2 separate regions of the Homo sapiens genome follow, and region 1 is linked to region 2. Evidence: read pairs that join two places in POLR2A ChIA-PET (ENCODE). Cell type or tissue: CD4-positive, alpha-beta T cell. All regions are shown on one strand. Links, peaks and the distances in the headings refer to the core of each region. The heading gives the core; the rest is flanking DNA.

The links. ChIA-PET counts read pairs that join two places held together with the same protein. Peaks named below come from ENCODE experiments on the same cell type or tissue, not always from the same donor. Only the 100,000 strongest peaks of a DNase experiment are listed, where the experiment ranks them.
Region 1: POLR2A ChIA-PET joins it to region 2 with 5 read pairs; 3 of 35 experiments call an interaction of 5 or more read pairs at or near these places.

Annotation. Positions count from the first base shown.
Region 1 is chr1:147,215,890-147,232,017 of GRCh38, reverse strand. FMO5 (flavin containing dimethylaniline monoxygenase 5) reads left to right here and starts at 6,679. Exons shown (of 9, transcript NM_001461.4): 1 at 6,679-6,731; 2 at 6,952-7,123; 3 at 16,076-16,128. The coding sequence starts at 6,989. It also overlaps a transcript of CHD1L not described here and the pseudogene RPL7AP15. In CD4-positive, alpha-beta T cell, for the core only: no CTCF peak of the experiment used is centred there; a DNase peak (open chromatin) is centred at 6,707; H3K4me3 peaks cover 1,356 bases; H3K27ac peaks cover 487 bases.
Region 2 is chr1:147,143,323-147,159,450 of GRCh38, reverse strand. It overlaps PRKAB2 (protein kinase AMP-activated non-catalytic subunit beta 2), which reads left to right. Exons shown (of 8, transcript NM_005399.5): 8 at 1-4,345. Among named protein-coding and RNA genes, the nearest start is that of PRKAB2, 21 kb to the left of the region's middle. In CD4-positive, alpha-beta T cell, for the core only: no CTCF peak of the experiment used is centred there; no DNase peak of the experiment used is centred there.

The DNA of each region.
Region 1 (16,128 bases), core at 4,759-12,758, 73 kb before region 2:
AGCAGAAGACAGGTGATTTTTGCATTTCCAACTGAGGTACTGGGTTCATCTCACTGGGGAGTGTCAGAAAGTGGGTGCAGGACAGTGGGTGCAGTGCACTGACCATGAACTGAAGCAGGGCGAGGCATCGCCTCACCCGGGAAGCACAGGAGGTCAGGGAATTCCCTTTGCTAGTCAAAGAAAGGGGCGACAGACAGCACCTGGAAAATTGGGTCACTCCCACCCTAATACTGCGCTTTTCCAATGGTCTTAGCGAACGGCACACCAGGAGATTATATCCCATGCCTGGCTCCGAGGGTCCTACACCCACAGAGTCTCACTGATACAGGAGCACCCAGATTCATAAAGCAAGTCCTTAGAGACCTACAAAGAGACTTAGCTCCCACACAATAATAATGGGAGACTTTAACACCCCACTGTCAACATTAGACAGATCAATGTGACACAAAATTAACAAGGATATACAGGAATTGAACTCAGCTCTGCACCAGGTGGACTTAATACACATCTACAGAACTCTCCACCCCAAATCAACAGAATATACATTCTTTTCAGCACCACACCACACCTATTCCAAAATTGATCACATAGTTGGAAGCAAAGCACTCCTCAGCAAATGTAAAAGAACAGAAATTATAACAAACTGTCTCTCAGACCACAGTGCAATCAAACTAGAACTCAGGATTAAGGAACTCACTCAAAACCGCTCCACTACATGGAAACTGAACAACCTGTTCCTGAGTGACTACTGGGTACATAACGAAATGAAGGTAGAGATAAAGAGGTTCTTTGAAACCAACGAGAACAAAGACACAGTGTACCAGAATCTCTGGGACACACTGAAAGCAGTGTGTAGAGGGAAATTTATAGCACTAAATGCCCACAAGAGAAAGCAGGAAAGATCTAAAATTGACACCCTAACGTCACAATTAAAAGAACTAGAGAAGCAAGAGCGAACACATTCAAAAGCTAGCAGAAGGCAAGAAATAACCAAAATCAGAGCAGAACTGAAGGAAATAGAGACACAAAAAACCCTTCAAAAAATCAATGAATCCAGGAGCTTTTTTTTTGAAAAGATAAACAAAATTGATAGACTGCTAGCAAGACTAATAAAGAAGAAAAGAGAAGAATCAAATAGATGCAATAAAAATGATAAAGGGGATATCACCACCAATCCCACAGAAATACAAACTACCATCAGAGAATACTATAAACACCTCTACACAAATAAACTAGAAAATCTAGAAGAAATGGATAAATTCCTCAACACATACACCCTCCCAAGACTAAACCGGGAAGAAGTTGAATCTCTGAATAGACCGATAACAGGCTCTGAAATTGAGGCAATAATTAATAGCTTACCAACCAAAAAAAGTCCAGGACCAGATGGATTCACAGCCGAATTCTACCAGAGGTACAAGGAGGAGCTGGGACCATTCCTTCTGAAACTATTCCAATCAATAGAAACAGAAGGAATCCTCCCTAACTCATTTTATGAGTCCAGGATCATCCTGATACCCAAAGCCTGGCAGAGACACAAGAAAAAAAGAGAATTCTAGACCAATAGCCCTCATGAACATCGACACAAAAATCCTCAATAAAATACTGGCAAACTGAATCCAGCAGCACATCAAAAAGCTTATCCACCATGATCAAGTGGGCTTTATCCCTGGGATGCAAGGCTGGTTCAACATATGCAAATCAATTAATGTAATCCAGCATACAAACAGAACCAAAGACAAAAACCACATGATTATCTCAATAGATGCAGAAAAGGCCTTTGACACATCAACAGCCCTTCATGCTAAAAACTCTCAATAAATTAAGTACTGATGGGACATATCTCAAAATAATAAGAGCTATTTATGACAAAACCACAGCCAATATCGCACTGAATGGGCAAAAACTGGAAGCATTCCCTTTGAAAACTGGCACAAGACAGGGATGCCCTCTCTCACCACTCCTATTCAACATATTGTTGGAAGTTCTGGCCAGGGCAATGAGGCAGGAGAAGGAAATAAAGGGTATTCAATTAGGAAAAGAGGAAGTCAAATTGTCCCTGTTGGCAGAAGACATGATTGTATATCTAGAAAACCCCATTGTCTCAGCCCAAAATCTCCTTAAACTGATGAGCAACTTCAGCAAAGTCTCAGGATACAAAATCAATGCACAAAAATCACAAGCATTCTTATACACCAATAACAGACAAACAGAGAGCCAAATCATGAGTGAACTCCCATTCACAATTGCTTCAAAGAGAATAAAATACCTAGGAATCCAACTTACAAGGGATGTGAAGTACCTCCTCAAGGAGAACTACAAACCACTGCTCAATGAAATAAAAGAGGATACAAAGAAATGGAAGAACATTCCATGCTCATGGGTAGGAAGAATCAATATCATGAAAATGGCCATACTGCCCAAGGTAATTTATAGATTAAATGCCATCCCCATCAAGCAACCAATGACTTTCTTCACAGAACTGGAAAAAACTACTTTAAAGTTCATATGGAACCAAAAAAGAGCCCGCATCGCCAAGTCAATCCTAAGCCAAAAGAACAAAGCCGGAGGCATCACGCTACCTGACTTCAAACTATACTACAAGGCTACAGTAACCAAAACAGCATGGTACTGGTACCAAAACAGAGATATAGATCAATGGAACAGAACAGAGCCCTCAGAAATAATGCCGCATATCTACAACCATCTGATCTTTGACAAACCTCACAAAAACAAGAAATAGGGAAAGGATTCCCTATTTAATAAATGGTGCTGGGAAAACGGGCTAGCTGTATGTAGAAAGCTGAAACTGGATCCCTTCCTTACACCTTATAAAAAATTAATTCAAGATGGATTAAAGACTTACATGTTAGACCTAAAACCATAAAAACCCTAGAAGAAAACCTAGGCAATACCATTCAGGACATAGTCATGGGCAAGGACTTCATGTCTAAAACACCAAAAGCAATGGCAACAAAAGCCAAAATTGGCAAATGGGATCTAATTACACTAAGGAGCTTCTGCACAGCAAAAGAAACTACCATCAGAGTGAACAGGCAACCTACCGAATGGGAGAAAATTTTTGCAATCTACTCATCTGACAAAGGGCTAATATCCAGAATCTACAATGAACTCAAACAAATTTACAAGAAAAAAACAAACAACCCCATCAAAAAGTGGGCAAAGGAAATGAAGAGACACTTCTCAAAAGAAGATGTTTATGCAGCCAAAAACACATGAAAAAATGCTCATCATCACTGGCCACCAGAGAAATACAAATCAAAACCACAATGAGATACCATCTCACACCAGTTAGAATGGGGATCATTAAAAAGTCAGGAAACAACAGGTGCTGGAGAGGATGTGGAGAAATAGGAACACTTTTACACTGTTGGTGGGACTGTAAACTAGTTCAACCATTGTGGAAGTCAGTGTGGCGATTCCTCAGGGATCTAGAACTAGAAATACCATTTGACCCAACCATCCCATTACTGGGTATATACCCAAAGGATTATAAATCATGCTGCTATGAAGACATATACACATGTAAGTTTATTGTGGTAGTATTCACAGTAGCAAAGACTTGAAACCAAGCCAAATGTCCAACAATGATAGACTGGATTAAGAAAATGTGGCACATATACACCATGGAATACTATGTAGCCATAAAAAATGATGAGTTCATGTCCTTTGTAGGGACATGGATAAAGCTGGAAACCATCATTCTCAGCAAACTGTTGCAAGGACAAAAAACCAAACACCGCATGTTCTCAGTCATAGGTGGGAATTGAACAATGAGAACACATGGAGACAGGAAGGGGAACATGACACACTGGGGCCTGTTGTGGGGTGGGGGGCTGGGGAAGGGATAGCATTAGGAGATATACCTAATATTAAATGATGAGTTAATGGGTGCTGCACACCAACATGGCACATGTATGCATATGTAACTAACCTGCACGTTGTGCACATGTACCCTAAAACTTAAAGTATGATAAAAAAAAAAAAGTGGCCTCCATGGAGCTTGCAGTGAGCCAAGATCGCACCACTTGCACTCCAGCCTGGGCGACAGAGTGAGGCTCCATCTCAAAACAAAGGGGGCCTCCAAAAGAGACTGTTTGCTGAATGAATATGGGCAAAATGCAAACGTAATAGAAAGAATTAGAAAACAGGGTAGCATCTGAGTAGAGGTGAGACTGTATTGTTTGAAAGCTCTTTCTGGGTTGGACCTTTGCAGAAACTCTGCAAACCCAGTTCCACATGCATGTGCATCCATACACATACACTCCTTCAAAAGCCTCATATGTTATCTTGGAATTAGTTGTTCTTATTTCTCACTCATAATATTGCTGTCTAGTAATAGCATGAGTAACTGAGTTGAGTCTGTATATTAATTTGGATGTATCAAGTTATTTTTCAATGAAGAAATTGACTTACTTGCAAATTGTCAGCTAGGCAAGAGAGAGAACATTTGAGTCAAGGTTTAAAACATTGTATAAGTAATTTTAATACAACACAAAACATATTTGCTATATTCAAAAGCAATTAATTATAAGACACAATTGAAGTAGGGGGACATTAAAATAAAATTACATTGTTAACTACATTTTAAAAGTAATTCTTGCATTATTTGTAAAACTGATTCAGTAGGAGGAAATTAATACTCAGTTTATAAAAGTATTCATGTTTTCCTTTAGGCATTTCTTCTAGTGCATTCAAAATTATCCAATTTACAAGTAATTCATTTTAAGTTAACTTCTAGCATATAAAATGGTTGTGTTGAAACACTGTCTTCAGAATTTTATTTTTAAAAGATACTATTTTAGTATAAATTCACATTTATAGTTGAATGCTTTTGTGAAAGATATTAGTCTTTAAAATATTTTACAGGCTGGCCTTGTTGGCTCATGCCTGTAATCCCAGCACTTTGGGAGGCCAAGGCAGGTGGATCACTTGAGCCCAGGAGTTCAAGACCAGCTTGAGCAACATAGTGAAACCTCATTTCTACAAAAAATACAAAAATTACCAGGTGTGGTGGCACACAGCTGTAGTCCCTACTCAGAAGGCTGAGGTGGGAGGGTAGATTGAGCCCAGGAGATAGAGGCTGCAGTGAGCCATGATTGCACCACTGCACTCCAGCCCAAGTGCCAGAGTGAGACCCTGTTTCAAAAAAAAAAAAGTTCGACAGTTCCAAAACACATTAATGTTAATTAGAGTCTGCTAAGTTGCTATAAATACAACAAAAAATTCAATGGCACAAACAAAATATCAGTTGCCTCTCATGAAAAAGTCCAAGATTAGCAGGTGCAGATTGGAAGAGCAAAATTGACTCAGGGAGTGGTAGAAGGAGAGCAAGGATCCAAGGCATGAGCCACAATCCATGCCTCTTACAACCCCTCACATCTGTCAAATAGAACCCTTGTCTGGATGGGCCCTTGTTCTAACCCAGTGCCTGAAATCTTGTATCTGTTATATTGGTGGTTCTACATGACTTTATATTTGAAAAGTTACATTTTAGAAGTGGATATTTTGTATTTTTGGTTACTAATATAACTGTGTGAAAGCACTATTAAAAATACTTTTATTTCGTTAAAATTACCTGTTTATGTTTTGGTCTCCTCCACTAATCTGTAAGCCCCTCTGAGTAGGAAACAATACATTCCTCACTATACTCCAGCACTCAGCTCAGTGCATGGGGATTTAAAAGTAAATTTCTTCCAGAAGTGTAGATTCTTAGATCCAGATTGTGAGGAGGGGAGGAGAGAGGTATAGGTGAGCCGGGGGCGGAAGTGGGGGCAGGATCATCTTAAGGAAGGAGACCACTGCTACTACTGCTGCCCTCCTCCCACCACCTTGCCTCGTTCACAAGACAGGAGGAGAGAAAAAGCAAAAAGTTGGAAAAAAAAAAAAGTAAGATAAATTGCCAGACAACCTTGGCACCACCACCCGGCCCTAGGAGTTAAAAAAAGTAATAATAATAACATCAACCCCTGACCTAAACTACTTGTGTTATCTGTGAATTCCTGACACTGTATGAAAAAAGCATTGTAGCCCCCAGTCACGTTTCCCACTCTTGTTTGATGTATCACGACCCTTTCACGTGGACCCCTTAAAGTTGTAAGCCTTTAAAAAGGCCAAAAATTTCTTTTTCGGGGAGCTCGGCTCTTAAGACGCGAGTCTGCCGACGCTCCCGGCCGAATAAAAACCTCTTCCTTCTTTAATTCGGTGTCTGAGGAGTTTTGTCTGTGGCTCATCCTGCTACAATCTGTTTGAACAGATCACCTGAAAGGTAGGTGTTCATTTAAGCATTTGGAGTAGAACTGGCTTTGGGGTTGTTGACAGTTTTCCCTTCACTAGGAAGTGTTTGTCACTTTAAGGCAAAAACCAGGAAGTTAAAAGTGGATGCAGAAGCGAGCACAGACGGGGCTAGGGGTTTCAGAGAAAGTAATTGAGAGTGCTGGCAACAGCAGCTGAAATATAGAGAAGTTGTAGGATTAACTTTTTCGCCCAAAGCAGCTTCAGCCCACGTTTTATTCCCATCGAGGGAGGGAGAATGGGTGCCGCTGAGTGGGCGGGGGAGTGGTCCCTGAAAGGAGGTGGAGTGCTACAGCCCCTCCCCGTTGGCTCTCGCTGTTTGTCCGTTGTTGGTTTATAGTAATTTGACAACAGCCGCCTGTTGAGTCTCCTCCAGATCGCAGCTGAAGGATCTGTTGAGCGCTTCAGGAAAGGCGGTGAGATCCGGTACCGCAGCAGAGCACTCTCAGCTCTGGGTCTTGCAGGCGCAGGGCTCCCCCATGCCAGCAGAAAGATTTCCTCTGGTGAAGAGGACCGTCGAATCTGTCCTCCTCAAGACACCTCTTGTACAGAATTTATTCGAATGCCACGGCCAAGGTCTTCCTTGAAAAATGTTAACCGATGTGTGCTTTTTGTCTTTTGTCATCCTTTCTTTAGGACAGGCGACACTAACAGGTGAAGATCTCGGGAGACCATGACTAAGAAAAGAATTGCTGTGATTGGGGGAGGAGTGAGCGGGCTCTCTTCCATCAAGTGCTGCGTAGAAGAAGGCTTGGAACCTGTCTGCTTTGAAAGGACTGATGACATCGGAGGGCTCTGGAGGTTCCAGGTACATACATCTCCTAGTCCCTTAATACTTGAAACCCTCCCTGCAACTAGGTGCATACGACAGTTTATCTTAACAGTGTCAGGTGGCCGGGCGCGGTTGGCACACGCCTGTAATCCTAGCACTTTGGGAGGCCGAGGCGGGCGGATCACGAGGTCAGGCGATCGAGACCATCCTGGCTAACACGGTGAAACCTCGTCTCTACTAAAAATGCAAAAAAATTAGCCGGGCGTGGTGGCGGGTGCATGTAGTCCCAGCTACTCGGGAGGCTAAGGCAGGAGGATGGGGTGAACTTGGGAGGCAGAGCTTGCAGTGAGCCGAGATCGCCCCACTGCACTCCAGCCTGGGTGACAGAGCAAGACTCCGTCTCAAGGAAAAAAATTAAAAAAAGATAGTTAAACTTATTATATTCCAAAGAATACCAGCCACCTTTATTGATCTCCAAACTGACATGCATTGGATTTGCTGGGTTTGCTTTTATTTTTACATTTTTTGAAGGAGAATTTTTATTCTTTTTATTTACAGAAAATTCAGCAGTGTACATTTAACCCAGTTTAGTGGCAACTTCTTTCACCTTTCCCTTTTCCACTTTGGTGATTCAAACCCACAGATTTAGGACCCAGGACATTGCCTCCCCATTGGCAGCGAATCTCATCATATCTGTCCATGTAATTGGTTCTGAAAACTGCCACCAACTTAGCCACACCTCCTTTGTCTTCCTAGTGAACCTGTGTGAAGGCAACGTCGTGCAGGTCTTCCTGTGGACTAGACATCCCAATCTTACCTCACCCTTGATAATGCAGTAAGGGACCCCCATTTTGGGACACAGGGCAGGCAGGAAGACAACCAGCTCGATGGGATCCGCATCGTGTGCAATCACCACCAGCTGAGTCTTCTTGTTCTCCACCAAGGTGGTGATTGTGTTAACCCCTGCTGGAAAGACGGGTGGTGTCTCGATGGGGGTATCCCCTTTGCTAGCAGCTTTCTTCTCAGTCCAGGACAACAGTCTCTGCTTCTTCTCTTGTTTTGTCTCTGGTCTGTGCTTGTGGGCCCGCGTAAGCAGTCAGTAGCTGTTTGGCAGTGCGAAGCCTGGGTGAACTGGTTAATGGCAGGAAGTGCTTTCAGCAGCTTATAAAAGGATAGCTCTTTGCTGCTGCAACCTGATATAGGGGGGCCATCTGACAAAGAGGGTGAGGTCTCTTTGGGGCTGTATGTCCTGTCCAATGCCAAAATTCTTAGGCTTTTTCTCAAACAGAGGATTCACAACTTTTTTGTCTTCCTGCTTCTTCACTGATAGCAGGGGCGGGGGCCGCCTTCTTTCCCTTAGCCTTCTTTCCTATTGGCATCTTGGGTGGCTAGAGGAGAACGGGTTTGCTTTTAAGCTAGTTTTCTGAACATTTAATAGTATTGAGGTGCCCTAGATAAGTTTTACGTTTCATATTTCATAAAAACTAACACATTGTTGGCCAGCTACATAAAAGTGGCTTTATAGCATTTCTTAGTTGAACCGAAATACAATCCTTTTGCACCCTGACTCTGTTTTGGGGACTAATTTTATGTGACAATCATCCTTATTCAGATCTGGAGTGGATCCCCTTAGCTGACCTGCATACGTGTATCATCATCAGTCTTGGACATGGGCTAAAAGCCTGTTGTTTTTAGTAAACAGCAGAAAATTCTGCTCTTAAAATCCAGCCACAATATGGTATGGAGGTTAAGAATGCAGTCTTAGGCTCAAACCTTATTTCTGTCACCTACTAGCAGTGTGACTTTGGGCACATCATTAAGCTTCTCTGTACCTGTGTTTCTTCATCTTTAAGAAGTGGATAATAATAGTATCCACTTTATAGAGTTATTGTCAGGAGTAAGTGAATGGATAATTATGCCAATCACTTACAACAGTGCCAGGAACATAGTGTTACATGTTGGTTATTATTCAGTAGGCCTAGGATGGGACTCACACATGTGGTGTCTTTACTAAGCATCTTAGCCAGTTTTGGCAGTTACTGAAAAGGCATGAAATCAATTGAGGATGGGAGGAGGTTGGGAGGGCATCCATCATCTTGTCTGATTATCAAGTTTCTGGTTTTTATCTCCAATGTGGTTTAAACTTATTCTCTGCTAAAGACTTAACGTGGAGGTTTTTCTTCTGATTATCCACTTGGCAAAATTTTAACACTTTGTAAACTGCTTCCTTGAAAATAAATAAGCTGTGTTTCATCATAACGCTCTGACTTCTGTTCCAACAGACCACACCTGTGTGGTTCACCGTTATATTTCTAGAGCCAAGCATGTATTCTACTATCTCCATTTTTTAAAGCTCCCCAGATGATTCCAATGTGCAGACAACAGTTCAAAGAGAGTTTCTATTCCATGGGATTTTGAAAATCTGACAGGAACAGAAGCCCCAAACTGTCCTCATTCCTCCCATTTAAATTTTTCTCCTTTCTTCTGTCCTTATTACTTCTTCCAATCCCATCAGTTCCAATTTCCCCAACTTCCATCCCCTGCTCTCTCTCTCTTTTCTTTTTAGGCAGAGTCTCACTCTGTTACCCAGGCTGGAGTATAGTGGCGTGATCTCAGCTCACTGCAACCTCTGCCTCCTGGGTTCAAGTGATTCTCATGCCTTAGCCTCTCAAGTAGCTGAAATTATACACGCACTACTACGCCTTGCTAATTCTTGTATTTTTAGTAAAGATGGGGTTTCACCATGTTGGCCAGGCTATTCTCGAACTCCTCACCTCAAGTGATCTGCTCACCTCGGCCTCCCAAGGTGTGGGGATTACAGGCATGAGCCACCGTGCCTAGCCTCTCTTTTCTTACACAGACTTCCTGCTCAAATGTGTGAGCCTTGTGCCTAGGTAGGAAATATAATCAGTGTATAGAGTTTGTAGAGAGAAGATTTATTCATCAATGGTAGAAAATTGTAAAATGCAGGAGCAGAAGCTTCTTTTTCTTCTACTCACTAACCCAATACTGCTCTGTGCTCACTCTTTTGGAAAGCAGTGGATTGGCACAGTGGTAAACCTTACCTAAGTTCCAATCAGGTGTTTCGAAGGATTTGAAGGATGTTGTTGACACAGGATAACACTTGTTGTGGTTAGTGATTTGAAAAAGAGTTGAAATATAGGAGTACCTCAAAGAGGTGAGATCTGTCATTCATTTCACTCAGTGATCCCAACAGACCTGCTGTGGATAGGATGGCTCTACTCTTTGTAAACGTTGAACTTTTGGAATACACATACAGACTTGCATTTATCAGTACCTCATAAAGTATTTTATTACAGAGGGACTTTCTAAATATCTCTTGAATGAATAAATGAAATGAAATTCAGAAGTTAGGAACATGCCTCACCTGCTCTCCATACAGCAAACATCTTAATTCCAAAATGACCTTGCCATTCATTAATTTACCTTAATTAAAAAATATATACACTTATGTACAAACATGTTTAAATAAGCTTTTAATTTTAGAACAGTTTTAGACTTACAAAATTTATTAGGAAGATAATACAGAGAATTACAGTACACCTCATGTCCAGTTACCCCATTTTACATTAGTATGATACGTTTTTAAATAATGAATGAACCAATATTGATACATTATTATTAACTGAAGTCCATACTTTATTCAGATTTACTCAGTTTTTCCTAATGGCCTTTTGCTGTTCCAGGATCCCATCCAGGATACTGCATTACATTTAATAGTCATATCTCCTTAGGCTCTTTTTGGCTATGAAATTTCTTAGACTTTCCTTGTTTTTGATGCCCTTGATAGTTTTGGGGCCAGGTATGCTGTAGAATATCCCTCAGTTGGGATTTATCTTATTTTTTTCTCATGGTTAAATTGGGGTTATGACTTTTGGGGAGGAATATTATAAGGTGCCATTCTCCTCACCTCCCATCAAGGGTACATACTATCCACATTATACCCACTGTTTTTTTTTTTTTTTGGAAACTTAAAACTCATTTTATGTTATTATAAGTAAGAAATTAGCATTCAATATATGCCACAATATATCTTTGTTGAAGTGTAAGTTTGTTCCACTTTTCTATTTTTCATTTTCCAACTTTTATTTTAGGTTCGGGGGTACATATGAAAGTTTGTTACAAGGATAAATTGTATGGGGCTGGTATAACTGCTAGCCATATGCAGAAGATTGACACTGGATCCCTTCCTTTTGCCATATATGAAAATCAACTCAACATGCGTTAAAAAGTTAAATGTAAAATCTAAAACTATAAAAACCCTAGATAATATCACTATTGATGTTAACCTTGATGTCCTGGCTTGAAATAGCGTTTGTCAGTTTTTGCCACACTGTAAAGTTGCTCCTTTTTTCTCCATTGCCATACTATACTCTTTGGAACAAAGTCACTATGCACAGCCCACTATTAAGGACAAAGTCTTCTATTCTAGGCCTTCTGTCTTTCCATATGAACTTTAGAATCCATGTGTTAGCTTGGATTCTAAAATAGCTTGCTGGGATGTTGATTGAGATTGCATTGTATCTATAGGTCAAGTTGGAAAGAACTGACATCTTAACAATATTTAATCTTCTAGTCTATGAATCAGAATATCTCTCCATTTATTTAAATCTTAGACTTTCTTCATCTGTGTTTTCTAATTCATGCTTATAAATCCTATACATATTTTGTTATGTTTATACCTACGTATGTAATTTCAGGGGTATTACTATAGATGGAGTTTTTAAAATTTCAAATTCCAGTTGTTCATTCTAGTATATAAAAAAGCAAATGACTGGGTGCGATGGCTCATGCCTGTAATCCCAGCACTTTGGGAGGCCGAGGTGGGTGGATCACGAGGTCAGGAGATCGAGACCAGCCTGGCCAACATAGTGAAACCCCATCTCTACTAAAAATACAAAAAATTAGCTGGGCAGGGTGGCATGCGCCTGTAGTCCCAGTTACTCCGGAGGCTGAGGCAGGAGAATTGCTTGCACCCGGGAGGCAGGGGTTGTGGTGAGCCGAGATTGTGCCACTGCACTCTAGCCTGGGCAATAGAGCGAGACTCTGTCTCAAAAAAAAAAAAAAAAGCAATTAACATTTGTATGTTAACCATGTATCCTGCAACCCTGCTGTACTCACTTGTTGACTCTAGGAGTTTTTTTCTTTTTTTCTTACTTTTTTTTTTTAATCCTTTGGGATTTTCTACATAGACGGTCAGGTCATCTGCAAATAAAAAGTTATCTTTATTCCTTCCCAATCCGAATATCCTTTACTTTTCTTTCTTCTATTATTGTACTAGCTAAGACTTCTAGTGCAATGTTCCATAGGAGTGGTGAGAGAGGACATCCTTACCTTGTTCCCAGTCTTAGGGGAAAAGTGTCTAATTTCTCACTGTTAAGTATGATGTTGGTTATAGGTATTTTGTAGATGTTCTTTATCAAATTGAGGAAGTTTCTCTCCATTCCTAGTTTGCTGAGAGTTTTCATCATGAATGGGTGTTGTACAAACAACATTTTAACAAAAATAAAAGAAAAAGAAAGCAATCCTACTGCCTTAATAAGTCGACTGGTTTTCTGTATTTTCACATTTTTTTCTATTTCAAATAAATGAAGTATACTCAAAAGAGACATGTCTAACAGGGAGCGATTATACAAGTATAATTATATACCCATAGATAGACATAATATTACATATTTGGTGATTAGAATGTAAATTTAATTTTACAGTTCCCTTTGTACTTCATTATATCATACGCCATTTTTAATGTTCCTGCACAGACTTCAAAATCATAGTTTTTGGTGTCTCCAAATTCAATTTCCATAATTCATTAACTAATTCATTTCAAAGCATTTATTGCACATCCAGTACACACCAGGTCCTGATAATAGAGATTTAAAGAAGGATATGGCTACTCTCGGGTTTCTCACAGTCATGGAAACAAATGCCTGATAATATAGTGTGTTTAAGTTATCTTTATAGAAATATGAACAGAGAGTTTTGGGAGCTTGGAGGATGAATAGCGGAATCTAATTCTCTGGAGAAATTAGAAAAGTCTTGTTGAAGGAAGTGACATTTGATGTAACTCTTGAAGGACAGGAAATTTTCCAGATGAAGAAATAGTAATATTTACGAAGGTTTAAAGTTGTGCAAGAGCCTAGAGTGTTTCAGGAACAATTTAATAACTTAGAAATTTGAGATTAAATAAGGACAACACTGGATGAAGATTAAAAGATAAACCGGGCTAGATTGTGAAATGTGCTAAATTTCAAAATAAGGAATTTTGTTTTCCATATGGAATCAAGAGAAACTATTAAGCAGTGGAGTGGCAGGATCTACTTTGTATTTATCAGGATACCCATGGAGTGGTGTGGAAGGTAAATTCTGCATGTTGAGGCTGGGCGCGGTGGCTCACGCCTGTAATCCCAGCACTTTGGGAGGCTGAGGCGGGCGGATCACGAGGTCAGGAGATCGAGTCCAGCCTGGCTAACATGGTGAAACCCGTCTCTACTAAAAACACAAAAAAAATTAGCCAGGCATAGTGGCGCGTGCCTGTAGGCCCAGCTACTCGGGAGGCTGAGGCAGGAAAATTGCTTGAACCCAGGAGGCAGAGGTTGCAGGGAGCTGAGATCGTGCTACTGCACTCCAGCCTGGCGACAGAGTGAGACTCCATCTCAAAAAAAAAAATTCTGCATGTTGAGATACTATAATTTACTAAACCATTCATCTATTTTGGGAACATTTAACATTGTTACTAATTAATTGCTATTTAAGTTATACAAAAATATATCTATGCATTTGACTTTATATTATTTTGAAATTTTTCTTGGGACAAAATTTTGGGAGATACATATATCTTATTGAAGTCTTTTTGAGATAAATGTTGATGTATTTTATTAGTTTTCTTATGCATTTTGTGAAACTTACATCTTATTCTGTATATCCCTTTCTCAATACAATTTGATATGCATCCATTAAACATTTATTGAGTGCTATTTATCATTGTGGATGCTGTGGGGAAAACCATGAGTACAATTCAAGGGGCTTACAATCTAGTTGGAGAGATAAGGAATACACTACAAAACATTATGGAGGTCTTTGAATCCTAAGCTGAGAAATAGGAACTTTATTCTGCAGGAAATGGGAAAACATCTAAAATTTTAATTAGGGCAGAGATTTAGTCCAGCCACACCTTAGAGAGAACACTTTGGTTGAAACAGGTAGGCTAGATTAGAAGAAGAGACTTCAAAGGAGTCTTATGAAAATGTTATTAGCAGTTAAAGAAATGAGATGTTGGATTATAGGTCAGAGAAATGGGAATGATCAATTTAGGATTCCTAGATTGAATAATTAAGCAATAAAAATGGGAGAAAAACAATCCTAAAGGTGGACAAAGCCAACAAACAACAAACACTCTCCTTTGTGGCTATTTAATGTTTCATAATACTCAATATCTCAATATCTGTTCATTTCTAGAATAAAAAGGGAGGAGGAGATCCAAATTGATTAAGGTGATTTTCCATAGTCAAAACAATTTTTGAAAATCTAAAAATTTGAAAACTCCTCATTTGTGAAATCTCGGTGACAGGCTGGGTAGATTGCATCATTGCATTACTTTATGTGATCACCACAACAATGCTATAAGATAGTTAATAGGAAGTTTTTTTTTCTTTTTCTTTTTCTTTTTTTTGTAGACGGAGTTTTGCTCTTGTTGCCCAGGCTGGAGTGCAATGGCGCTATCTCTGTCACCGCAACCTCCGCCTCCCGGGTTCAAGCGATTCTCCTGCCTCAGCCCCCCGACTAGCTGGGATTACAGGCATGCGCCACCACGCCCGGCTAATTTTGTATTTTTAGTAGAGACAGGGTTTCTCCATGTTGGTCAGGCTGGTCTTGAACTCCCGACCTCAGATGATCTACCCACCTCAGCCTCCCAAAGTGCTGGGATTACAGGCATGAGCCACCACGCCCGGCCTCAATAGGAAGTTTTTGAGGATGCAAAGAAGTTTGTTGTAGGGGAAAGAACACTGAATTGAGGATTAATGTCATTTAATGCAGTGCATCTCAGTTTGCATGAGCATCTGAATTCTGAATCACATGAAGATTTTGCTAAGATGCAGGTTCTGATTCAGTAGGTCTGAGGTGGGGCCTGAGAGTCTGCATTTCTAACACAATCTCTCAAGGGAAGCCCCAGCTGCTAGTCTACAGACCATACTTTGGTAGTAAGGATCTAGAGCAGTGGTTCTCAAATTTCAGTTGTTTTTTTGGGCATTTAGCTTGTCTCATTTTTGTATTATGAATAATGCTGGTATTAACATCCTTTAACATAAATCTTCCTAAGCGATGCTGAATATTTTTTTAAAAGGCTAGGTAAATTGCAAGGAGTTTCATATACATTTTAACACTGCTCTCCAGAAAACGCTGGAGATGTTATACTCTTTCCAGTATATGGAAACTGTTACACTCTTTCCTGTGTATCTTCCCATTTTGCCTCATTGTTACTCATTTAAAAGACTATTACTCAGTGTTAGTAACTTTCTGTTCACATGTTTAGAACTTCAGCTGGGATAGAATAGAATAGGTAGAATTTTTGGGGACTGGCCATATATTTTCTGTCCCAGACATTCTCTTCATGTGGTGAGGCTGGACTTCCTCAAGCTATGGTGGTCTCATGGTAGTTGGATTTCTCATATGGCTGCTAGCTTCTACCAGAGCGAGCTTTCTGAGACCCAGGCAGAATCCGCAAGGCTACTTATGACTTGGTCTTGGAAGCCATTCAGTGTCATTTCAACTGTATGCTGTTGGTCAAAAGCAAGTCATAAAGATAACTGAGATTCAAGGGGAAGGGACTACATAAGGGCACAAATACTGGAAGGTGTGTGTGTGATTTAATTGACACTTCTTTCAGAAAACTTTTTCAGATGTCTATTGGCTATTATAAAACATGAAGATGATCCTCAAGTTGCTATGAATACTTTCTATTTATTGCAGGAAAATCCTGAAGAAGGAAGGGCCAGTATTTACAAATCAGTGATCATCAATAC
Region 2 (16,128 bases), core at 5,117-13,116:
TTTCAGAGCCTCTGAGTAGGATGCTCTGCTTTTGCATTTGATTGCAGATGAGAGCTTTATGAGTTCACGGAATTTATTTTAAGAAAAAAAAATATACATATGAGAAGAAGGTAAATGGAAGCCTCCTAGCCCCAGCTAGAAGTATTGTTTCTGCCTGTGGGTTTTCACCAAGACCTGTTTGGGGGCGCTGCAGGAATAACTATATAGGAAGATTTTTCCTAAAATGAAAGAACAGCAAACTCTTAGGATCCTTGTTGGGTGGAGATTCTATCACTGCTACCTTGGCTCTCCAAGGAATGGGCTTGTGCTAGACCGCTGCCCTACTTAACAGCTGCCTCATTGCAAGGGCAGTTTTTCTTGCATGGGTTCTCTATATTCCCAGAGTATGTGGCACAATCTGTGTTGTTTATATGATACCAGATGCCCCACAAGAACCCTTATTCCTCTCATTTCACATTCTTCCTTTAATAGCCTCCTTCAGATCCCATACCTGACCCCTCTCTAACACAAAACTTATTGGGTAAGTGACTTTGAAAAGTTTTGTGGCACCTGACCCACCCCAGACACTAGGGCTATCAGAAGGTCTCCTTTTTAGCCCAGCACAGGCCCAGGCCACTTTGTCGTGTTTGTTTTAACTTCTAAAGAAAATATGTTTCAGCATTATAAGAAAGGCAGAATGCAGAACACCTACATTTTTGTTTTAGTTTGGTGCCAAGGCTCAGGCTGTATTGGCAAATTCCCGAAAGTTTTCCCACTTTGCCTGGCCCTGCTTCTGTCTTTTCTTTCTCAGTAAACAGTTCTGAAGGCAGGAGTGGAACCCGGGAGTATTTTCATGTCTTTCATCCTTGAAAGATTTTTATGTGCCTGCATTTTTTTTTTAATTAAAAAATGCCTTTTCATTGGTCTTAAGAGACCGCATTGGAGAATTTCAGGCTTTTGATAAATGCTTCTTCAAAGAGATTTTCTTCTCTAGTCTAGCCTTCCACATTCTTAGATTAATATGGCCAACCCTGTACACATCACTACACTAAACACTGCTCTAGATAAACTGCTCAAGTTCATTTAACTCATTTGATGCACCTAAAGGGGTTCCTCATTTTAAAGATTTGTTAGGCCAAGAAGCAAGAGAGTATTCCTAGTATTCCCAACCATGAAAAGTATCATTCTTTGCACCAAATGTTAACAAAATCATTTTGTTCTCCTGCCTCTTCTTTTTAAAGGTGTTTGATGATTAAGTGGGGTCACTGAATTCCATTTGTGGACTGAAAAGTATTCAATCCACTTTTGGGGTTCAGAGATAAAACATTTTTTCCCAAGTAGCTGGGGCTCTTCCATTTTGCAGATAAGTCAAATAATCAACACTAAAGGAGGCTAAACTGTTGATGAATGAGAGACTCCCTGACTGCTCAGATGACCCTAGCCACACTGAAAGGGCACCTACAGGTCAGTTTAGCTACCTCCTGTCTTTCCCATGCAAAGCTGATAACACAGTTGTCTTTGGACTTGTAGACCTCTTGGATTCCAGGTGTGATGGAGTAAAGTGTGGGATTGTTGTTTTGCTGGGATGCAAATAACTAAATGCTTTGGTGGTTAATTGCTAAGAGTAAATACTACTTTAGCCATCCAAGGCCACCTTCTGCAGCAAAAGGCTTTTGTGGAGAACCTTTTATGTTCCCAACCACTTTTTGAATGGTGTGCCATTTAAAAATCCAGGCCAGATCCTATTATAACCAACTCTCAGGATTTACAGCCTTCAGTTGTACTAGAATTTTGTTTTTATCCAATACTCATTAAATAAGTGGGCCACTTAGGAAGATTCAAAATCTTGGTTATTACATGAAGTTTGTTATATTTCTTGTCAACAGTATTGAAATGTAATATGTATGTGTTCATGTATGAAAATTTTTACTCCACACAGGTGTTTCAGTAGAGTGGGGCAGGAAAAGAGATCTCTTCGATTTCTTTCAGGCCTGAGGCTTTTGTGAAATGCGTCAGCCCCCTGTGACAGTAGGTTTTGATGCTAGTGATCTTCAGATCTTTCTCTCTGGAAATGTGCAGAGAGTGTCAGTTTCCCAAGTTCTGAGGTAACTCTCAGCCCAGATGTGAAATGGGAGCCTACCAGCTGGTATAGAAGGGAATGGGTAGGAGGCACTGGGTGCTGACTCATTCAGCACTGTCCCTTTTCTATACTGCTGATACATCCCATGGTTCTGAGAAGCCTTATCTCAGTCTATTTGGAAGAGAGGGAGGAAGAGAAGGAAGTAACCCAAAGTACTACTCATTTATCATTGTATATTGATTAGTTAAAGGGATAATTAATTTAATGCTGAGGAGAGTTTGACAGATTTTGAAAATGAGTAAAGGCAAAAAAAATTTTTTTAGCCTTTATTTTGCTTTTGGGAATTTTACAGAGTCAAAGTAGGCAGAATAAGAAAATAGTTCTTCAGGAGGGCCGACCTTTAAAGAACTTCAACATAGTTTCGGAATTGTGGGGAAGAGAAGAGTGACTGAGCTGAGAAGTAATAATAGAATAAAGGGTTGAGTAACTTACAACTGAAAATGATCTCTTTTAAAAAGAAATTAAATCAGACACCACATGGTGGTGTCCTTGGATCTCACTGTACAGAATTAGCAGTGTATAACCATCTTCTCTTTTCATCTTGTTCCAATTCTCTCCTCTTTCCTTTCCATTCTGCTTTAAGCTCATGTGTCAGGCAGACTTTACCAGAGTGTCAGACATTACCTAAAACACATACGTTAGCCATGCTGCTGGTATGGAGAAATTCCACACCATGATTATTAGCCTCCTTTAAGCTGAATGGGATTTAACCATTCTAGGCAACACCCCTGAAGGGCATACCTAACCTCAATAGTGTTGGCTTTTAAAACGTATGTTTGTATGGTAGAGAAACTTTGTAAAAGAAGAATCCAAGAGAAGTTTGTGAGGATCCTACAAACCCAGGCCCACTCACTTTGCTCTAATTCTTTCTAGTATCTTGTAGATCTAATGGGTCTGGGATAAAAACTTTGAAAAGTGTCAATATTCCATGTATGCTGCTGAAATGAAGTTAAGTTTGGAAAGAAGTGATACCTCTAGACTGGGTTTATATTAATCTGGGATATAAATGAAGAAGACATACTAATAGAACTCCTTGCTTTTAATTGGGGAAATAGGGCTTTAATAATTTTGACCTCAACTAAAAATGATATGCAATAGTCTCTGTGTGTGTTTGAAATACATTGTGTTCTCAGAGATTTCTACATTCTCACGTTCTAGTGATTTGGGGCATGGGCTTAATAGCAGATGTACAGTGTATTCCTGCATTATTGTGATTCCCCTTAAAGCCCAGTTCTTGCTGTCTTCTACCAGGGGCTGCTGACTCCAGTTACCCATGGAATGCAGGACCTGGGAGGGGTAGCCATTAGGGTCTTTCAAAACTCTTTGGATCTAAGCATTTGTCTCTCCTTAAGTGCCAATCACAATTGGATATGGAAGGACTGTGATTTCTGCAATGAACCCAAACTTTTAGAGTAAAAAGCCAAATTTAAATTATAAGAAAGAAGGGAAAAAAGAGAAAAACTCAAGTCTATTACTTGTAGAGTCCAATTCTTAGCAATGGAATCGCTCTAGGATTCTAGTTTGGGCTTTGTCTGGATTTGCTTTTCTCAGTTGTGCTTTGAAGTGAATAAGCTTTGTTACAAATTAATTTTTTATTAGTTCCAATATTAGTTGGAGTTAACTTGAATTGATTGTATGTAGCACAGCACTTTTGCAGTAAGATTGGTGTGAAATACTAAACACTATGGATTTTGTAGGTGTCAGGTTAAATGGTCAAGGGATACCTACATTAAGTCATATATTAGGTATTGATGATCTTACTTCTTTTCTGTTCCCCTGTACAAAACACTTACCTAACCCAGCTTGTGGTTTTAGGACAGCCAAAGCTCACTGTTGTTGGTTAGTCCTAATCACTACACGGGTCTCATAAATGAGACTTGTTTGAATTTTGGTACATTGGAGCATGTTGGTTGGTATTACACGGCAGCATTTCGAATGAGTGCAGCTCTGTGTCTGTCAGAAAGGAGAGATAAGACTACTTTGAAGGGAATTAAATATGTGAGTCCTCTTTTTAATGGTGCTTTTTGTAACCTTTAATGCTGAGGTACAGAGCTGCTTTTCAATATTTCATAAAGGAGTGGCAGACAAGAGTGGATTTTAAAGCTGTTCTTCAAACGTAATTTGTCACTGGACTCTGACACACCTGGAAATTATATGATATGATACATACAGAAATGTTGTGGGTTTTTTCCATAAAACTTTAATAAAAGTATTATACAGCAATAATATCTGAGTTATTGATTGATGACTGATTATATTATCAAGGTCTGTTTGCCTTGGTGTCTCAGGGCCTAAAGAATGTAAACTGCAAGAAAACACATTTGAAAGAAGTCATGGGGTAGGGGACACAAATGATGTCCTACTTTTTCTCTTCTTTTTGTTTCAGGCTATGCCAACATTATAGGAATGCAGACTTCATGATTTGATTTTCAGCATTTTCTCTGCTGGCTGCACATTTAGCTATCATCCTGTACTGGATTAGCTGAGCTCTTAGACCAATGATTCTCATCCCTGGCTGCACATTCATAACACCTATGGAGACTCTATAAACATTGGTGGTCAATCCATTTCCACCCTAGTTAAATGGAAATCTCTGGTATGGGGTCCAGGCATCTGTATTTTTTAAGTTCCCCCAGATAATGCTAATAGACATCTAGGATTGAGGACTGCTATCCTGGACCCTTCCTACTTCTCTTTCTCTGTCAGATTATATGCTTCAGTATATATGAAAACATTATATACTTTATTCTGACAGCAGATCATTCACCTGAGATGGCCTTGTTCAGGGACATGATTAAAATATAATTTCTGTTTTCCATTCCGTCATTTCACAAGGTTTCTACATAGCTGGCCTCTGGACTTTTTTTCCTAAAACAACCAAGCTGTTGTATTTTTGCTGCTCTAAAGAGTCAACTGAGTTGAACTAAGGAAGAAAAGGGACTGACAATGTGGAGTGTGAGAAGAATAGGGGAGTTACTGAGGGAGTGGAAATGCAAGACAGCAGGACATGAAAGGAAGACCTGTGACAGAAATCAACTAGAACAGTTCACCTCAAACCTCAATAGCAAGTCCAGAGATTGCCTCCAGGCTAGAGGTAAAAAGTGGGATATGGTATGAACTCAGCCTCTGGAAGAATGGTCTTCTAAACATCATGTACCCCAGTCACTGAAAACAAAATGGCACCAGAATTTCATCGGGGCCCAAACTTGCACTGATGTGCTTTCTAAAGCATTTATTTCTGGCTCGTTTGGCTTGGAGTCTTTTGTAGTATCTCTTCCAAAGACCCCCTTCTCCCCTGCCTTGACAATTAACCATGACACAGGTGATTTGGGTACATCATGAGTCTCTTCCTCTCCCTACTCCTCTGTCCTCTGTGGTCACTGTTCATCCAGAATCACATATGCAGGTCTGGAGTACCACGTCCCTTTCTGTAACCCATTTCTTGGCTCCAGGGCACGTACATTGACTGAAGATGAACCACTCTGTTCTCTCCTGGCAGTTAGCATTCTCTCAGCACTTAGCTGTGTTCTGAAGGAGGCTCCTGTCTCTCAAGAACTTCCTAAGTAGAAAGGCAGAGTTCTGTGTCAGAAGTTAGAAGGTTTAAGGTCTGTATGCCGGGCGATATTTTAAACACAAAGTAGGGTTTCACAGACTTCTCAACGACTCCTGAGCTAATTTCCACTTACTACATCTTCCAAAGCCCTCTTGCTAGTGACAGCTTATGATGAGAATATCAGGTAAGGATATCGAACACCTGAAAGAGTTATGGAGATTACTACAGACCTGTATACCTGGATGGTGTTGAGGGGTGGACTCTGACTTCAGACCAGCTGATACTCTAAACTATAACCTACAACTCTAACTTATTTTTTTTGAGGGGTGGGGGGGAAATCTCTGTTATTGATTACAATAGTTGTGGATCACTTACAAGTTAGATATAGCGATTGGGTAGTGGAATGGGTGTTGGATGCAACAGGATCTTGGAAAATATTTCTGGGGGTTAGAGGATAGGCTGAGAATATTATAGATGTTTGGAAACATTTGTGCCAACCTGAAGATGGTGTTTCTTTGTCTCTCCCAATTAGCACAGCTGTGTTCTGTTGGTCATCTGGTAGAGTGATCAATCTAGAGTTAGAATACCTAGGGATGACATAAAGGAATATGACAGTCCGGAAATCTACCAGATGAAGAGCCAGTCTGAGCTCAGAGGGGATTTTGAGCCAAGGCATGGCATTTTATTTTTAGATGGAGCTGAACATTGTGATAGTAACCAGCACTAGATGAACTAAAGTTCAGGAGGAAAAGCGGAACTATCCAAGGTGAACTGAGATTACTAGCCATTTTATCCCCTGGGCCCATTTGCTTACTCTGCACGTGGAGTTAGGACTGACCTTTGCCCAGACACAGGGTGTTTGATGGGGTCAAATGACATTAAATACCAAGCACTGGATCCCTAAAATATGGGAAACAAATGAGGTGAGCCCTTTAGTTGCCCAGGTTACATGCTGAAGGGAAACTAAGATTGCAGATGGAATCAAGTTTGCTAATCAGCTGACCTTGAGATGCAAATATTACCCTGGATTATTTAGTTAGGCCCAATCTAATAAGTGCAAGAGGGAAGTCAGAGTGATAGGACATGAAAAGAACTTGACTTGCTGTTGCTGGCTTTTGAAGATGAGAAAAGAGAACTATAAACCCAGGAATGTGGTAGCCTTAGGAGCAAGGAAATGGATTCTCTCTCAGAGCCTCCAGGAAGAAACACAATGGCTTTATTTTAGTTCAGTAGTCTTTTTTTTTTAATTTTATTATCATCATACTTTAAGTCTTAGGGTACATGTGCACAACGTGCAGGTTTGTTACATATGTATACATGTGCCATGTTGGTGTGCTGCACCCATTAACTCGTCATTTAGCATTAGGTATATCTCCTAATGCTATCCCTCCCCCCTCCCCCCACCCCACAACAGTCCCCAGAGTGTGATGTTCCCCTTCCTGTGTCCATGTGTTCTCATTGTTCAATTCCCACCTATGAGTGAGAACATGTGGTATTTGGTTTTTTGTTGTTGCGTTACTGACCCATTTGGATGTGGAAATACAGAAGTGTAAGACAATAAATTTGTGTTGTTTTAAGTCACTAAGTTTGTTGAAATTTGTCAACAGCAGTGATAGGAAATGAATACAACATGTCTATGGTCTGATCTAATATCTTAAATCAAGAGCCATAGGATCAAGTTGTTTCCAAGTAACTTACCTGCATCCTAGAACAAAGCTCAAGAATATTTATAGGAAAACAAAAATGTTCAGCACCAAACAAGAAAAAGTTTATCATATCCGACATCGGAAAAAAACTGAGGCACTCAAAAAAATAGAAAAATCAAACCATTATGAGAAAAAAAAAAATCCATCAATTGAAATTGACTCAGAACTGTTACATGAGGGTAGAAATAGCAGACAGTTGAAACAATAATAAGTTTATAAGTTCAAAAGCTGGAGAAAAAAGCAAACATGTTTATATATATATATAAATATGTAAGTGTGTTTTATCACGTCTGAAAGACCCAAATTGAACTTTATAGATTAAAACTACAAATCATGAGAAGAAAAGTAAACTGGATAGGCTGAACATTAGATTAGACATTGCAAAGAAAGATTATACTTGAAAGACGTAAGAATAGAAACTACACAAAATAAAACTGAAAAAGGGCTTAAAAATGAACAACACATCAGTGAATTGTGGAAAAACTTCAAGTGGCATAATAATTGGTACTATGTGTGTCCCCTCCAAAATTCATGGTGAAACTTAATCTCCATTGTGGTGGTATTAATTGGGGCCTTTTAGGAAGAGATTAGGTCTTGAGGGGTCCTCCCATGTGAATGGGATTAAGGCATTTATAAAAGAGGCTTCACACAGAGTTTTGGCCTTTTTTGCCCTCTGCCTTCTACCATGTAAGAACACAGCAACAAGCAACCATCTTGAAAGTGAAGAGCCACTCTCACTAGACACCAGTGCCGGTGCCTTGATCTAGGGCTTCCCAGCCTCCAGAACTGCACAAAATAAATTTCTATTATTTCAAAATTGCATAGGCTGTGATATTTTGTTATAGAAGCAGAAATGGACCAAGACAACTGGAATACCCAAAAGAGGTACGAGAGGAATAGGACAAATATTAGTAGAAATAGTGACCCAAATTTCCCGAAATTTGATGGAACCTATAAAGCCACAGATCTAAGTAGCTCAATTAACCCCAAGCACAAGAAATAAGAAAATAAAACAACTAAATGAAGGCAAATCATAATAAAATCTCTCAAAACCCGTTAGAAAAATTGTAAAAGCAGCCAGAGGAGAAACAACTAGTTATGTACAAAGGAAGAAAGATAAGGGTGATAGCAGATTTATCATCAAAACAATTATAAGCTAGAACACAGTGGAGCAACATCTTTTAAGTACTGAAAGAAAAAAAACCCCTACAACCTGGAATTATTTACCCAGTGAAAATACGTTTCAAAAAGTGAAGGTGAAATAAGAACTTACATTAAAAAGCTGAGGCCAGGCATGATGGCTCATGCCTGTAATCCCAGCACTTTGGGAAGTTGAGGGAGGGAGATTGCTTGAGGCCAGGACTTTGAGACCAGCCTGGGCAATATAGCAAGACCCCATCTCCAAAAAAAAAATTAGCCAGCTGTGGTGGTACGCACCTGTATTCTTACCTACTCGGGAGGCTGGGGCAAGGGCATTGCTGTTGCTTGAGCTCAGGAGTTGGAGGTTGCAGTGAGCAATGATGCAGTGCACTGCAGCCTGGGTGACAGAGTGAGCCCTTTTTTCTAACAAAAACGAAAAGGCTGGCAGAGTGACTTTCATTTCTGGGAAGATGGAATAGGCATGCTTTTCCCTATTCCTACCAGTAAGTAGAAATAAAACCCTGGACATTTTCTATACAATAAACATAAGGAGACTCTGAAAGATGAAGAGAAAAGGGCAGAAACTTCAGGCTTCAAAAAATGACACAGTGAGTTAGTTGTCTGCTCTCTTTAGCCCATGTGGACCAGGAAAGGGGCAGCCTAACAAGGGTCCACTTTCATTCTTTTGCATGTAGATATCCAGCTTCCCCAGAACCATTTGTTGAAAAAACTGTCTTTTCCCCATTGAATGGTCTTGGCACCCTTGTCAGAAATCATTTGATCATATATACAGGATTTATTTCTGGGCTTTTTATTCTATTCCATTGATCTATATGTCTTTGTGTTAGTACCACACTGTTTTGATTACTTGAGCTTTGTATTAAATTTTGAAGTCAGGAAATATGAGTCTTCCAACTTTGTTCTTTTTAAAAAATTTTTGTAGAGACAAGTTTTTGCTATGTTGCTCAGACTGGTCTTGAACTCTTGATCTCAAGCAGTCCTCCTGCCTCAGCCTTCCAAAGTGCTGGGATTACAGACATGAGCCACCATACCCAGCTTGTTCTTTTTCAATATCGTTTTGTCTATTCAGGGCCCCTTAAGATTCCATATGAATGTAAGGTGGATTTTTCTATTTTTGCAAAAAAAAAAGTTGTTGGAATTTTGGACTAGAGGTTGCACTGAATCTGTATATCACTTTGGGTAGTATTGACATCTTAGCAATATTAAGTCTTCCAATCCATGAATATGGGACATCTTTCCACTTTTTCATGCATTCTTTAATATTTTTCTGCAATATTTTATAGTTTTCATTGTACAAGTCTTTCACTTTCTTGGCTAATTCCTATGTATATTTTTTGATGCTGTTGTAAATAAAATTATTTTCTTAATTTTCTCCTTTGATAATTGTTAGGGTATAGAAACATAAATTATTTTTGTGTGCTATTTTGTGTCCTGCTACTTTGCTAAAGTCATTTATTAGTTCTAATAGTTTTTTGTGAAATCTTTAGTGTTTTTCTACATTTCAGATTATGTCACCTATGAACAGAAGTAATTTTACTTCTTTCTTTCCAATTTGAATTCCTTTTAGCTCCCTATATTATCCCAGTAATCCTCTGGGAGATTCTCTACACTCTCTAAGGTTGTAGCAAAGACTCTTCCTTAGAGAAGACCCTGCCTTATGCCATCCTTTCTTCTCTGAGACATCCTCCTGTGGATGAGAATGGGATGAGAATGTGATGAGAATGGGATTGCCTTTGAGAATTCTCAATGTTCCAGCCTCTGATTAGGAAAAAATGTCTCATCCTATGTGCCCTGTCCCTACCTTGCTATAATATCCAGAGGTTAGAACAATTCCCACATTCTGATAAAAGTATATTTTTGAGCACTTATTTTCTACAAGTTTGAGGTCTTAAAGGAAATCTTATTCACTGACCTGTGTACCTCCAGTGCTTATCATGGTGTCCAAAAAATTAATTACTCAATAAATATTCATGAGATAATATATGTAAAACCCTTTGTAAACTGAATGTGCAGAAGAATATAATTATTACTATTTCGGTAGATGAAATGGTCCTTTTTCCTTAACCTCTCCTGGTCCTAAAAAGAACTGTTAAAGGTAAGTCTCTAACACTTCTTCAAGCACTTTTTATTCCTGCTAATCCAACAGTTGTTTCTTGGGCTCTGGGGTGTGGGGCAGAGGCTTATGGCCACATTTTTCTCCTCTTGGCATTGTGCTCCCTAGGAGTAACGCGTCCCCATTTCAAGTTGCAGGGTTCCATTCTTTTCCAGTCAATGCCCTCACTTTAACGGTAGACACCTGGCTAGGCTGTGCACTCATCTTTCATTGCAGGTCAGCCAATCGCATGATGCAAGCTTGTGTCTGTTTTTCCACAATTTCAGCTTTTTATCTACAGGATATAAGACTCTCACTCAGGGCAGTGTTAGCAGATTTGAGGTGCAGTGTCTGCTTCTGAGGCTGGGAGACAGAATCCCTGAGTTCATCCTTTTCTTTCATCACTTTGTCCACTGAACTTATGAGCAACTAACCAGCTTCATTATGTTCCTTAGTTCTTCACATATGGTCAAAGGTATTATGTATAGAGTCACTAAACTCCTTGCCTCTCATGAGCAGTGAATCATGAGTGTCAAATGCATCTATTTTGCATAACTCTCTAAACTGTTTGCACAGAAGACTATCAATGTTTTCCATACTATTAGAAGTAGAGTCCTTAGCATTTTGGGTCCAATAATATTAAGCAGCCAACTCCAGAAACCCCAAAACCAATGAAAAACTCCATCCTTAATATTCTGTTCCTCTAGAACCACCCCTGGTAGCAAAATCTGTATTAGTCAGGGTTCTCTTAGAGGGACAGAACAAATAGGATATGTGTGTATATATATATATATATATATATATATATGTATATGTGTGTGTATATATAGTTTATTTTATATATATATGTATATATATAGGAGTTTATTAAGTATTAACTTACACAATCACAAGGTCCCACAATAAGTTGTCTGCAAGCTGAGGAGCAAGGAGAGCCAGTCCGAGTCCCAAAACTGAAGAACTTGGGGTTCAATGTTTGAGGGCAGGAAGCATCCAGCATGGGAGAAAGATGGAGGCTAGGCCCGTCTCTGTCCTTTTCACGTTTTTCTGCCTGCTTTAGTTCGCTGGAAGCTGATTAGATTGTGCCCACCAGATTAAGGGTGGGTCTGCCGTTCCCAGCCCACTGACTCAAACATTAATCTCTTTTGGCAACACCCACACAGACACACCCAGGATCAATATTTTTAGTCCTTCAGTCCAATCAAGTTGACACTCAGTATTAACTATCACAGATGGGATCAACTGTAGCGTAAGAAGTGAAAAGTTACTGCATTGAACAGCCCCTAATAACTTCTGGAGAAAACATATTTCCACTTGACCCTAATGATGGCTTTAAATACCAAAATCAAAGAGAACCACTGACTTCCATTTTCTTTCAGAGATGCGAGTCTTTTAGTAAACTTAAAGTTGGAAAAATGGCTCTGTCTCTAGTGCCATGCAGTGAAACAGATAGCATGGTAGATGACATAGGCAAGGGCAGAATGGAGTTAATGACAATGACATAAGATGATAAAAAAAATAATAATTTGGGGCCTTTGAAGGAACAGATGAGCTGGCTCAGAGAAACATTACACCATTGTAGAAAAACAACTTTTGCAAAATTTTCCACTCAGTGGGCACCACATATTTATTTTAGGATCTTCATTCATTCTTTCACAGACAGTTTACTTACTGGCTTGGGCCCACAATGACTTTTCCGACAGAGGTGAGGGATTAGCACAACAGCACACATACACCTGAAAGAAATAGTGAATTTCTAATTTTCAGACTTTAGTCTCTGACCTAACCAAATAATTCACTACTATAGATTTTAACTATTAATAATATTAATGATGCTTACAAATATGCAGATTTAAGCACATCTTATAATAATAATGTATGCTTTAAACAAGTGGTAGAACTGTAGTCCAGGGATGTTAATAAAAGTGGCAAATAACATTACAACATTTATTTTTTAAAAAAGAAGATGAAGTCTTACTATGTTGCCCAGGCTGGTCTTGAACTCCTGGACTCCAGTGACCCTCCCACCTCAGCCTCCCAAAGTTCTGGAATTACAAACTTGAGCCATCAAACCCCACCCATATTATCTTACCATCCAATAGGAAACAGGTAAAAGAAGGAAGAAGGCTGGCAACCCAATGTACAGTATGTCACATACATACTGTTGATTGGTTATAAATCAGTGGGAATAAATTTATGTTTATACTGACTTTTGGGTTCTGTCATAGAGGCAGAACATGGAGAAACAAAAAACTGGAGTAAAAGATAAATTCATTTGAGTAATAGGACTTTAGTAAACCACAGACAAACATTTAAGAAACCACCCTTAAAGCTGTTTGTGGGCCATGTTTTAGCCTATCAAAGTTGAACTTTAGGAGAGATACGTAATGACAAATGAATGGTTTTTTTTTTTGGTTTTTTTTTTTTTGTGACACAGTCAAATGACCCACTGGGAATGTGACCTTGTGATTCACCCAGGTGAGCAAGCTTGACATGATTGGACATAAATCTAGGTCAATAACTAAAGAGGTACTCAAATGTGCTACACGTGTCAATTGTGACATAACAAACTGAAGGCCATTCATTCTCCCTTGAGGGAATGAGGCTGATACAGCAGGAGACTGCAGACTCCACTGCAGAATCAGGGTCTTGATGCTCACATACTGAAGGGAGTAGATCCTACTTCGCATGTGGAGTAGGATCTACTGTCTCCTAAGGCTGAGTATTTCACAAAGAAACCCTCTCAAGCCCATTATTATTAGTTATTTTAAAGATCTGGTCTCATTTTATAATAGATCACATCAGAAATAAGACTAGTCAGGATCAGGTACCTACTCATGATAACTTGATGGATATATCACTGAAGATCATCCCAAAGTCTCTGACACTACGTAACTCTGGGATAGATTATTGAATACTAAATTTGAAAATAAGGGATAACATTGGCTTCTAAATTTTACAAATGTAACATTGCAGACAGACATGCACATGGGAAGCCCCATCAACTGCATAGGTACTCTTAAGGAAAACTTATTGGTAAACATGCAGAACATTTCACGTGCATTGGTCCACAAGGTACAAACTCTGCCCAGCCTCAGAACTTGATATGGGTTCCTCTTCCTTGGGCTGATGATAAAGCTCCAAGTGAAATAAAAAAGATTCTTTTCACCTGGTAAATACACAAGACCCTAAAAATATTGTCACTGCCAAATGTAACTTGAATCTGAAAAACATTTGTTTCTAGCAGGATACAAGATCAATAGACAAAAATCAATTCTATTTTGTGTAATTCCAATGCACAATTGAAATGTAAAAAGCAATACCAGTTACAATAGTATCAAACATATAAAACACATAGGGATAAATCTGATTGAAAATTACAAAACGTTGCACAGAGAACATAATGAATACCTAAAAACTAGAGAGACATTATTTGTTCATGGGTCAGGAGACTAAATATTGTTGAGATGTTAGTTTTCCCCAATTTGAACTATAAATTCAATGCAATTCCACTCAAAATCTCAGCAAGCATCTCTGGTGGAAATTGATCAGCTGATTTTAAAATTAATATGAACTAGCCTAACCAAAATGCCTGTACAATGAACAAACTTGGAGGGCTAGCTCTACCTGATTTGAAAAACTATTATAGTAATCAAAACAGAGTGGTATTCGGATATAATCAATAAAATAGATTGATAAAATAGGAACAAAATATACAGTCTGAAAATAATACATATATAGAGAACAGATTTTTGACAAACATGAAAAAGAAAAATATATATTAAAAATGTATAATCTTTCAACAAATGGTCAAGGATTTTTTTAAACAAATGAATATGATAATCCACATGCATATAAAAATAAGTAAAAAATCAGATCCATGTGTCATTCCATAAAAATTAGTGTGTACCAGAGGCTGGGAAGGAGAATGGAGAGATGATGGGAGTTGGTTAATGAGTACAAAAATACAGTTAGATAGAAGAAATAAATTCTAGTATTCAATAGTGTAGTAGGGAGACCACAGTTAAAGTTAATTTATTGTATATTTCAAAATAGCTGGAAGAGAAGAATTGGAATATTTATAACACAAAGAAAAGATAAAGGTTTGAGGTGATATCTTAATTACACTGATTCGATCATTATACATTGTATATATTTATCAAATTATCACATATATCCCCAAAATATGTACAACTTCTGTATATTAATAAAAAAATAATAAAATGTAGATCATAGACACACTTATGATGATTGAAATTACATCAAATATTTCTTCTGATCACAATTTTATAAAACTAAAAACCTACAGAAGGATTATTGGAAAATTCACATACACAGGGAAATTAAATCATGTACTTTTGAACAGCTCATGGGTCAAAGAACAAATCAAAAGGGAAATTTAAAAATATCATGAGACAAACAAAAAAGAAAACAAACATAATAGAACCTTTGAAAACAGCAAAAGCAGCTCAAGAGACAAGTTTATAATGATAAATGCCTGCAATGGCAGGGTGTGATGGCTCATGCCTGTAATCCCAGTACTTTGGGAGGCTGAGATGGGTGCGTCACTTGAGGTCAGGAGTTCAAGACCAGCCTGAACAACATAGTGAAAGCCCGTTTCTACCAAAATATACAAAAATTAGCCAGACATGGTAGCATGTGCCTATAATTTCAGCTACTCAGGGAGGCTGAGGCACGAGAATTGCTTTAACCCAAGAGGGGGAGATTGCAGTGAGCCAAGATTATGCCACTGCACTCCAGCCTGCACAACAGAGTGAGACCCTGACTCAAAAAATAAAATAAAATAAAATCATAATAAAAAATAAATGCCTACATTAAAAAAGGTCTCAAATAAATAACCTAACATTACACTTCAAGGAACTAAGAAAAGAACAAAATGAAATTAGCAAAAGGAAGAAAATAATAAAAATCAAAGCAGAAGAAAATCAATTAAAGAATAGAAAAACTATAGAAAAGTTGACAAAATTGAGTTAATTTTTTGAAAAAATAAACAAAATTGACAAACTTTTAACTAGACTAAAAAAAAGAGGGAAGAGTTAAATAAATAGCTTCAAAAATGAAAATGGGGGCATTTCAACAAATGCCTCAGAAATAAAAAGAATCATAAAGAACTATTATGAAGAACTATATACCAACAAATTGGATAATCTAGAGAAAACGGATAAAATCATAGAAACATACAACCTACCCATATTCCATCAATAAATAATAGAAAGCCTGAACAGACCAATAACAAATAAAAGGATAGAAGCAATAGCTATAAACCTCCCAAAAAAAAAGAAATGCCAGGACCAGGACTCAGGACAAAAGGGCTTCACAGCTGAAATCTACTCAACATTCAAAAAATAATTATTGGTGGTTCTTCTTAAACTCTTCTCAAAGATCTAAATAGAGAGAATACTTCCAAAATCACTTTATGAGGCCAGCATCATCCTGATACCAAAGCTAAAGACACCAAAAGAAAAGAAAACTACAG